Linked DNA regions of Homo sapiens: region 1 is linked to region 2. A link is an interaction called in ENCODE POLR2A ChIA-PET data of the cell type or tissue named here. Cell type or tissue: B cell. All regions are shown on one strand. Each heading gives the region's core, and the rest is flanking DNA. Links, peaks and the distances in the headings are about the cores only. Region 1 has its middle 19 kb from the start of CCL22. Region 2 overlaps CIAPIN1 (cytokine induced apoptosis inhibitor 1).

Region 1 (2,500 bases), core at 1-2,500, 89 kb after region 2:
GGTTCCCTGTTATTTACTCACCCTGAAGCCTGGTAATCTGGACACAGATGGAGAATTATAGAGAAGACCAGGGGGGAACCAAGAGCGTTTGGAATCTCAGGAGCCTTCAAACTGGACAATGAACAGTGTCATCTCTTTCTGTGGTCAGTGGCCACCTACCTAAGGAATGGGTCCCCCAGGACCAACCATGTGTCAGAAGGCTCCTCCTCTTGCCCTTCTTTTAGTGTGGGATCCTGGAAGTCACTGTCACAGGGATGCTGTATCTACATGGGCTTGGACTCCTCGTACGGAAAGAATTATTATTTTCTCAAGTGGTAAAATGTTAACAGTTGGTGGATCAGGATGATGGAAATACAGGAAATACAGGATTTCTTTACTCTATTTTTGCAAATTTGCTGTAAGTTTGAAATTACTAGAAGATAAAAAGTTAAAAAATAAAAAAAGAAGAAGAAGAACAAGAGCTGGGCATGGTGGCTCACACCTGTAATCCCAGCACTTTGGGAGGCCGAGGCAGGCGGATCACAAAGTCAGGAGTTTGAGACCAGCCTGGCCAATATGGTGAAACCCCATCTCTACTAAAGATACAAAAATTAGCCAGGCGTGTTGGTGGGTGCTTGCAGTCCCAGCTACTCGGGAGGCTGAGGCAGGAGAATTGCTTGAATCCGGGAGGCAGAGGTTGCAGTGAGCAGAGATTACGCCACTGCACTCCAGCCTGGGTGACAGAGCAAGACTCTGTCTCAAAAAAAAAAAAAAAAAAAAAAAAAAAAGAAGAAGAAGAAGAAGAAGAAGAACCCAGAAACCCCCTCATGACCTCTTCCATCACAACCCCTCTGCTGCCACCACCAAGGAAAGCCCATTCTGGCTCCTAATACCTAAACTAGTTATTTCTATTTGAATCATAGAAAAAGTGACTGGGTGCACTGGGTGCTCATGCCTCTAATCCCAGCACTTTGGGAAGCTGAGGTAGGAGGATTACCTGAGCCCAAGTTCGAGACCAGCCTAGGCAATGTAGTGAGGCCCCATCTCTCCAAAAAAAAAAAAAAAAATACAAAAATTAGCCAGGCATGGTGATGCAAGCCTGTGGCCCCTAGCTACTAGAGAGACTGAGGTGGGAGGATCACTTGAGCCTGGGAGGCCAAGGCTGCAATGAGCCGGGGGGGGTGACAGAGAGAAACACTGTCTCAAAAAAACAAACAAACAAAGAACAGAAAGAAACACTGAATCATACAGAAAGCATTCCTTTATGCCTGACTTCTTCTCTTTTTTTGAGACAGCGTCTCGCTCTGTCACCCAGACTGGAGTCCGGTGGCACGATCACGGTTCGCTTCAGCCTCAACCTCAGCTATCCTCCCACCTCAGCTCCCCTAGCAGCTAGGACTACAGGCATGAGCCACTGCACCTGGCCTGTGCCTGACTCCTTTCATTCAACATTATGTTTAGGAGATTCAGCCATGTCTTTGCTTGCCCTTTTACTTCATTCTCATTCCTCCACAGTATTCCATTGTAAGAATGTATCACATATAGATGGGACTTCCAGAATGACTGAGTGAGGAAGCTCTGAAACACCCACCCACCCACACAAAGCCCTCATTCTTTTCTCATTAAAGTTCAAGACTTTTCAAAGTAAACACTTCTCAATTTGTTACATACTGTGTTAGTTTTTTCTTTTTTCTTTTTTTGAGACAGAATCTCACTCTGTCACCCATTATTCTACCTACTACTTATAATTTTGATCAATCTCCAGTTTTCAAATGATTATTTTTTCTCACAGTTTTGCAGTTTTGTTATAAGTTTTTGTAGTTTGTTATAAGTTCTGCTAAGTTTTGTATTTTTAGTAGAAATGGGGTTTTTCCATGTTGGCCAGGCTAGTCTCAAACACCTGACCTCAGGTGATCCACCCGCCTCAGCCTCCTACAGTGCTGGAATTAGAGGCATGAGCCACCGTGCCCTGCCAAGAAAAATTATTTTTAAGAGAACCAATAGAAATTCTGGATTTGAAAAGTATAGTGTCTAAAATGAAAATTTCCCTGGAGGGGCTTAAAAGCAAATTTGAGCTGACAAAATAAAGAATTGGCAATCTTGAGGATAGATCAGCAGAGATTATACAAGCTGAATAATGGAGAGAAAAAAGACTGAAGAAAATGAACAGAGACTAAGAAGCCTTGGCCCATCATCAAATGCACCAACATCCAGGTAACAGGACTCTGAGAAAGAGGGAAAAAATAGAGAAATGGGCAGAAAAAATATTCAAAGAAAAAAATGGCTGAAAAATTCCAAAATTTGATGATAACATTAATCTACACATCCTAGAATCTGAATGAGCCAGAAGTAGGATAGACTCAAAGAGATCCACACATGAGCACGTTATAATTAAACTGTTGAAAAGAAGAAAATAAAAACTTGAAAGCAGAAAAGAAAATCCATCATATACACAGAAATGACAGTAAGATTAACACATGACTTTTGTCCAAAACAATGGAGAAATACACAACAAACTAGG
Region 2 (6,612 bases), core at 3,956-6,455:
TTATACTCTAGGGTTCTGATCAGTGAGAAACTGAATGTGAGGCATAAAGTGTTATCTGTTACCATCCACTGTTACATCCTTAATGCACAGAAATGAGTCTTTGACTCCTGTGTAGGTAGACATAGTAAACCATTTTACAGAGGAGGGTGAACTAATCCTTTTGATGTCTTGAATTCTAGCTGCAGCGGGAGCCCCTAACCCCTGAGGAAGTACAGTCTGTTCGAGAACACCTTGGTCATGAAAGTGACAACCTGCTGTTTGTTCAGATCACAGGCAAAAAACCAAACTTTGAAGTGGGTTCTTCTAGGCAGCTTAAGCTTTCCATCACCAAGAAGTCTTCTCCTTCAGGTAAGGCTGGCCTAGGGACATTCTTCTGTTTGAATGGGCTTAGAGGGACATGTTAGAAATTGAGCCAGCAATAAATGAGATGGTGATATTTTTAGAGGATTAGTCCTTTGATTTCTGCCATTTCCACAAAGAAGAATACTTAATGTACTATTATCATGGGCATATTAGGATCCAAAACTGAAATAATACATAGGTATTATCTAGTTCAGCTCCTTCTTCTGCACCAGAAGATACCGAGGCCTCCTAATTTTACAGGACTGAGTCACACAGTTTAATTAATGAGGTCCTTCCAGGTCCCAGAATTAACGTTTCTCCTCAGAAGACCTCACAGTGTAGTGGTAATGGTGTATGAGAGTGCCCTGTTCCTGTTCTCATGTGCTTTTTTCCCCATGCCAGGAAAATCAGCTGTTCTTACTTTGAGGATGCTAAGACACTTATAAAACTATATTTCTTCTGACTAGAAAATTGTGTACAAGCACACGCGTGCACGCACGCGCACGCACACACACACACACACACAGCTCCATCCTCATCCTTCCTATCCCTATTTTTAAATGCCTGAATTGACCCAGCTGTGAGGTATGCAGACATTAACAGATATTTACTGGTACATTCCCACTTGTACGGTTTTGACTGTCTAACCTAAATCTTCAAGAAATCCTTTGGAATCTAACCTTTCGATTCATGGTTCCAGAATGGGTAGGAATAGCTTAGAACAGTTGGCCTTGTGGAAGGTATGAGCATCCAGCTGTGACAATGATCACTAGAGGGTACTCTTACCCCAAGGGCCTGCGAGGATTTGCCCACACTGCATCCGAGCCTCAGCTCTCTGCCTCTTCCTTGCATTCTCCTGACTAGACAGAGAACCAGGAAGTGTGAGGTTTGTCTGCCACTGATGGTGTTACCTTGCCACCAGCAGCTCTAGAGCCTATTTTCTTGTATGTAGCAGGTTTACATGAGGCTAAAGCTCTGCTATTTTTGAAGGTTTTGACACATTTCTCATTTAATCCTCAAAACACCTGCAGTAACATAGGAAGTACAATTTAACTTCATGTTATAGAATGGAAACTAAGGTATCGAGGAGGAAGCAATATGGAATGGAGGTTAAAAGCATCAGACAGGCTTTGCAGCCTGTGGAACCAGCCTAAGTGTCTAAACCTGTTTCCTCAGCGGTAAAAGTAGGATGACAGATAGTTACCTCATAAGGTTGTCAGCAGAATTAAGTTAGATAATGTATATAAGTGCTTAATATGGTGCCTGGTGCAAAGCAAGAGCTTAGCAAATGGTGACTTCTGTAACTATCAGCAAGTGGTTGGCCCAAGGTCAGACCTCTCAGAGGGGTAGAGCTGGACTGTGAACCCACATCTTCTGCCTCCCAGGCCAGTGTGTTCTCTTCTACACAGCAGGAAGCATTTATGTATGTTTGTAATTAATAGTTTCTGACTGTGTTTATGGAGTTTTTTCTTTTATTGCTTGGACTCAGTGAAACCTGCTGTGGACCCTGCTGCTGCCAAGCTGTGGACCCTCTCAGCCAACGATATGGAGGACGACAGCATGGTGAGCTGGCAGCATTGTCACTTGATTGCTTTCTTTCAGGCCCCAGTTTGGGTGTGAACAGCTATAGTGACCTTTCTGGACTTGTAGGTGTGAACGTATTTAAAGCCCAGATTTGTGACTATGCCTGTCACATCTTTGATTTAGAAGGAAACTCCATGTTGGTGGCTTTTTTTTTGGAGACAGTCTCGCTCTCTTGCCCAAGCTGGAGTGCAATGGCACAATCTCGGCTTACTGCAATCTCTGCTCCCGGGTTCAAGCGATTCTCATGTTTCAGCCTCCCAAGTAGCTATGATTACAGGCATGTGCCACCACACCTGGCCAATTTTTGCGTTTTTAGCAGAGACGGGGTTTCACCATGTTGGCCAGACTGGTCGCAAAACTCCTGACCTCAAGTGATCTGCCCGCCTCGGCCTCCCAAAGTGCTGGGATTACAGGTGTGAGCCACTGCGCTTGGCCATGTTGGTGGCATTTTAAATTTTTTAGCATCTCTTTTTCCCCACATAATTTCTTGTTCTCACTTCATACGATATGTTGAAAACTCTTGTGGGCATGTGTAAACCTGAAAAGATTTTGTCAGCTTAAATAGTTTTATTGGCACCTTTGGGCAAGTTGCTGACTGTTCCATGCTTTAAAAAGCACTATTTTCTATCTTTGGCCATGTCTGTAATAAAGTTCTTCATTTCTACACCTCTACTATTGAAGTTAGAGTAGTGAGCAAAATAAGTGAGGTTCATGCTCTCATAGGGTTTACAGACTAAGTGTCTACACATTTACAAAGAATTACATAAAGGTATATATAATTATTTGATTTTTATCTGGGATTATGTAAAAGATATTTTATTCCCTTTTTCACGTGACTCTTCATAAACACTTCTCTCTTTCTCTGTTCTGCCTGTTCCCTCCCTTCTCCCCACTCCTGCCCCCAACCCCCAACATGTGTATATTCTCTACACATTGCTGGCCAGTCATACAGCTTTTTCTCATGTAAATTTGTTTCTAATTCCTTTGCATCCTAGTGCATCTTCTGTGGATGTAGTTTAACTCACCGTTGGCCTCTTGAGCATGTGGTCAGGTTGAACATGATGATCAACCAAAAGGAGGACAGGGTGGACACCTTCTTTACCCTGGACTCCAAGTTTCCTCTCGAAGCCTGCAGTCACTTTAGCTTTTCATTAGCAGAGACCACGACTGTATCACTCATTGCTTTGAACACTCTCCAGGATCTCATTGACTCAGATGAGCTGCTGGATCCAGAAGATTTGAAGAAGCCAGATCCAGCTTCCCTGCGGGCTGCTTCTTGTGGGGAAGGGAAAAAGAGGAAGGCCTGTAAGAACTGGTGAGTGCTGGGGTGACTGGAGCCTGCCATGCTGCCTCCAGTGGCTTCATGCTGAAGACATCGCGGTGCTGTACTATTTTTAGAACATACATTTTCCAGGCTGGGCAACACAGGGAGACCATCTCTGCAAATAATTAAAAAAAAAAAAAAATTAGCCAGGCATGGTGGTATGTACCTGTGGTCCCAGCTACTTGGGAGGCAAAGGCAGGAGGATCACTTGAGCCTGGGAGGTCGAGGCTGCAGTGAGCCGTAATTGTGCCATGTATCTAATTTCACTCTCCCTCAAAACCCTACCAGTAAGCCACTATTGTGCCACTGCACTCCAGCATGGGCATCAGAGCGAGACCTTGGTGTCTTCACATTTGTTTTTATAAATGGATGGGAAGGATTGTAGAAAGTTAATCAGTGATGTTCATCATCAGCGTTAATCATCAGTGTTTTTTAAATGTAAAAGCTGCCAGCATTTACAAATCAGGAAATTTCAAGTGAAAACACAGATTTTTTTCCCTTCTGTTCTTGAATTTGGAAAATATGGCAATCTGGGTCCACTTTCCCCAGCATGATAACCAGCTGAAGCTTGAGTAGTGGCTGCCCTCTGTAGACAGAGCACACACGGTACTTCCCTCATCCTCCTCCCACTTCTGTCTCCCTCAGCAGCCTCTCATATTGCTGCTGTCTGCCTGGCCTATAGGCTTCTGAGTTATGACACTGGTGTGAAGAGAAAAGGCTTAAAGCACATTTTGGCACTGTTAGGATTTGGGATTTCTGGGTGGTGACAATTCTCGTTCATTAGTTACTGATTTTCCCGCAGCACCTGTGGCCTTGCCGAAGAACTGGAAAAAGAGAAGTCAAGGGAACAGATGAGCTCCCAACCCAAGTCAGCTTGTGGAAACGTAAATATCAGGATCATTCCTCAGCATTCACAAACCCCCAGGGGGATTAGACCTTCTTCTAAACTAAACACAGACAAGCTCCACCTCAAATATTTTAGTAACAGACGAATGCGTGAGCACACGAACGTAGGTAGTAATGGGGAGAGAGGCTGTCTCCTGAGAGTGAGAGTGGGTTAGCGTGCTTGTGCTGGTCAGGGAGGGTCTTGTTGCTTTTTATTTTTGGCCCATTTCTTTGTACTTCAGAGTGGGACCTGATGGTTAGACAGTTAGCTAAAGTTGGTTGTGTTTTGAACTGCATAGAATATAGAACTATGGCCGGGCGCAGTGGCTCACGTGTGTAATTCCAGCTATGCCAGAGGCTGAGGCGGGAGAATCACTTGAACCTGGGAGGTGGAGTGAGCTGAGATCGCACCACTGCACTCCAGCCTGGGTGACAGAGGGAGACTCCATCTCAAAAAAAAAAAAAGGCCGGGTGCGGTGGCTCACGCCTGTAATCCCAGCACTTTGGGAGGCCAAGGAGGGCGGATCACGAGGTCAGGAGATCGAGACCATCCTGGCTAACATGGTGAAACCCCGTCTCTACTAAAAATACAAAAAAATTTGCCGGGCATGGTAGCGGGCGCCTGTAGTCCCAGCTACTTGGGAGGCTGAGGCAGGAGAATGGCGGGAACCCAGGAGGCGAAGCTTGCAGTGAGCTGAGATCGCGCCACTGCACTCCAGCCTGGGTGACAGAGGGAGACTCCATCTCAAAAACAAAAAAAAAAGAACTATGGCCTCCTAGGGAACTTTTCATGACTATAGTTTTTCACGAAACCAGAAATCTTGAAAACTCTTAGTATTTTGGTCTCAATTGGACCTGCAAACATAGCCATTTCCTTCAGGCCACTGTGGCCACATTATGAAATTAGGCATTTCTTTCTTCTGGCTGGTATGCCTGGGATAAGCTGACCCTTGGCTTCCCCATTCTCTCTCTCCAGTGCTACCTGGGCGATGCCTTCCGCTGTGCCAGCTGCCCCTACCTTGGGATGCCAGCCTTCAAACCTGGGGAAAAGGTGCTTCTGAGTGATAGCAATCTTCATGATGCCTAGGAGGTTCCTGACATGGGACCCATCTGCTCCTCCAGCCAACTCCTGTCCCTCACATCCCACCATGGTGGCTCCTCCCACCTCCTCTGGATTTGTTCACTCTGAGATCTGTTTGCAGAGTGGGTGCTTAGCAGACAGAGTGAAGCTGGCTGGGGGGCACAGTGGTGTGTAGTGCTGCTGTGTATCAAAAGACCAAGGTATTATGGGACCTGGTTTCAGAATGGGATGGGTTTCTTCACCTCATGTTAAGAGAAGGGAGTGTGTCCTGAAGAAGCCCTTCTTCTGATGTTAAAATGCTGACCAGAACGCTCTTGAGCCCAGGCATCGTTGAGCATTAACACTCTGTGACAGAGCTGCAGACCCCTGCCTTGAGTCTCATCTCAGCAATGCTGCCACCCTCTTGTCTTTCAGAGTTGTTAGTTTACTCCATTCTTTGTGACACGAGTCAAGTGGCTCACAACCTCCTCAGGGCACCAGAGGACTCACTCACTGGTTGCTGTGATGATATCCAGTGTCCCTCTGCCCCCTTCCATCCCCAACCACATTTGACTGTAGCATTGCATCTGTGTCCTGTTGTCATTTATGTTAACCTTCAGGTATTAAACTTGCTGCATATCTTGACATATCTTGAGATTCTGCATGTCTTGTAAAGAGAGGGGATGTGCATTTGTGTGTGATGTTGGATAGTCATCCACGCTCAGTTTGGACCATTGGAGGAACTTAGTGTCACGCACAAATGGGGCTATTCCTACGCTTAGAATAGGGCTTGTCTGCCCACTTTAGAAGAGTCCAGGTTGGTGAGCATTTAGAGGGAAGCAGGGCAGAACTCTGAACGACAATACGTCTCTCTGAGCAGAGACCCCTTTGTTCTTGTTATCCACCCATATGGACTTGGAATCAATCTTGCCAAATATTTGGAGAGATTGTGTGGATTTAAGAGACCTGGATTTTTATATTTTACCAGTAAATAAAAGTTTTCATTGATATCTGTCCTTGAAACTTGATTTGATTCTCCAAGTTTGCTTTGCTTATCCTAGTCCCTGCTGGTGGATTTTAGTTGTTTGTTTGGCTAATTGAAGTTTGGCTCCAAAGCCCCTTTTATACACAGGTCTAAGATGACCCCTAGTGACTCATGCCCTTGTGTAATAACCCCCTTGAGTTTCAGCAGGACCTGTGAATGTGATGGGATAATCCCTACTGTGATTAGGTTACCTTCTGTGGCAAAAGTGAAGGGATTTTGCAGATGTAATTAAAGTCCCTAATGGACTTGAAGTTAATTAAAAGGGAGATTATCCTGAGTAGGCTTGACCCAATCAGTTGATCCTTTAAAAGAACTAGAGAAGAATTTCTCTTGCTAGCCATGAAGAAGTAAGTGCTGTATTAGTCTGTTTTC

Evidence for each region. ChIA-PET counts read pairs that join two places held together with the same protein. Peaks named below come from ENCODE experiments on the same cell type or tissue, not always from the same donor. Only the 100,000 strongest peaks of a DNase experiment are listed, where the experiment ranks them.
Region 1: POLR2A ChIA-PET joins it to region 2 with 7 read pairs; 4 of 35 experiments call an interaction of 5 or more read pairs at or near these places.

What each region holds. Positions count from the first base shown.
Region 1 is chr16:57,338,587-57,341,086 of GRCh38, reverse strand. No RefSeq gene overlaps it. Among named protein-coding and RNA genes, the nearest start is that of CCL22, 19 kb to the left of the region's middle. In B cell, for the core only: no CTCF peak of the experiment used is centred there; DNase peaks (open chromatin) are centred at 867 and 1,316.
Region 2 is chr16:57,427,780-57,434,391 of GRCh38, reverse strand. CIAPIN1 (cytokine induced apoptosis inhibitor 1) reads left to right here. Exons shown (of 9, transcript NM_020313.4): 5 at 180-348; 6 at 1,832-1,905; 7 at 3,126-3,241; 8 at 4,053-4,134; 9 at 5,112-6,205. The coding sequence ends at 5,222. Among named protein-coding and RNA genes, the nearest start is that of CIAPIN1, 16 kb to the left of the region's middle. In B cell, for the core only: no CTCF peak of the experiment used is centred there; no DNase peak of the experiment used is centred there.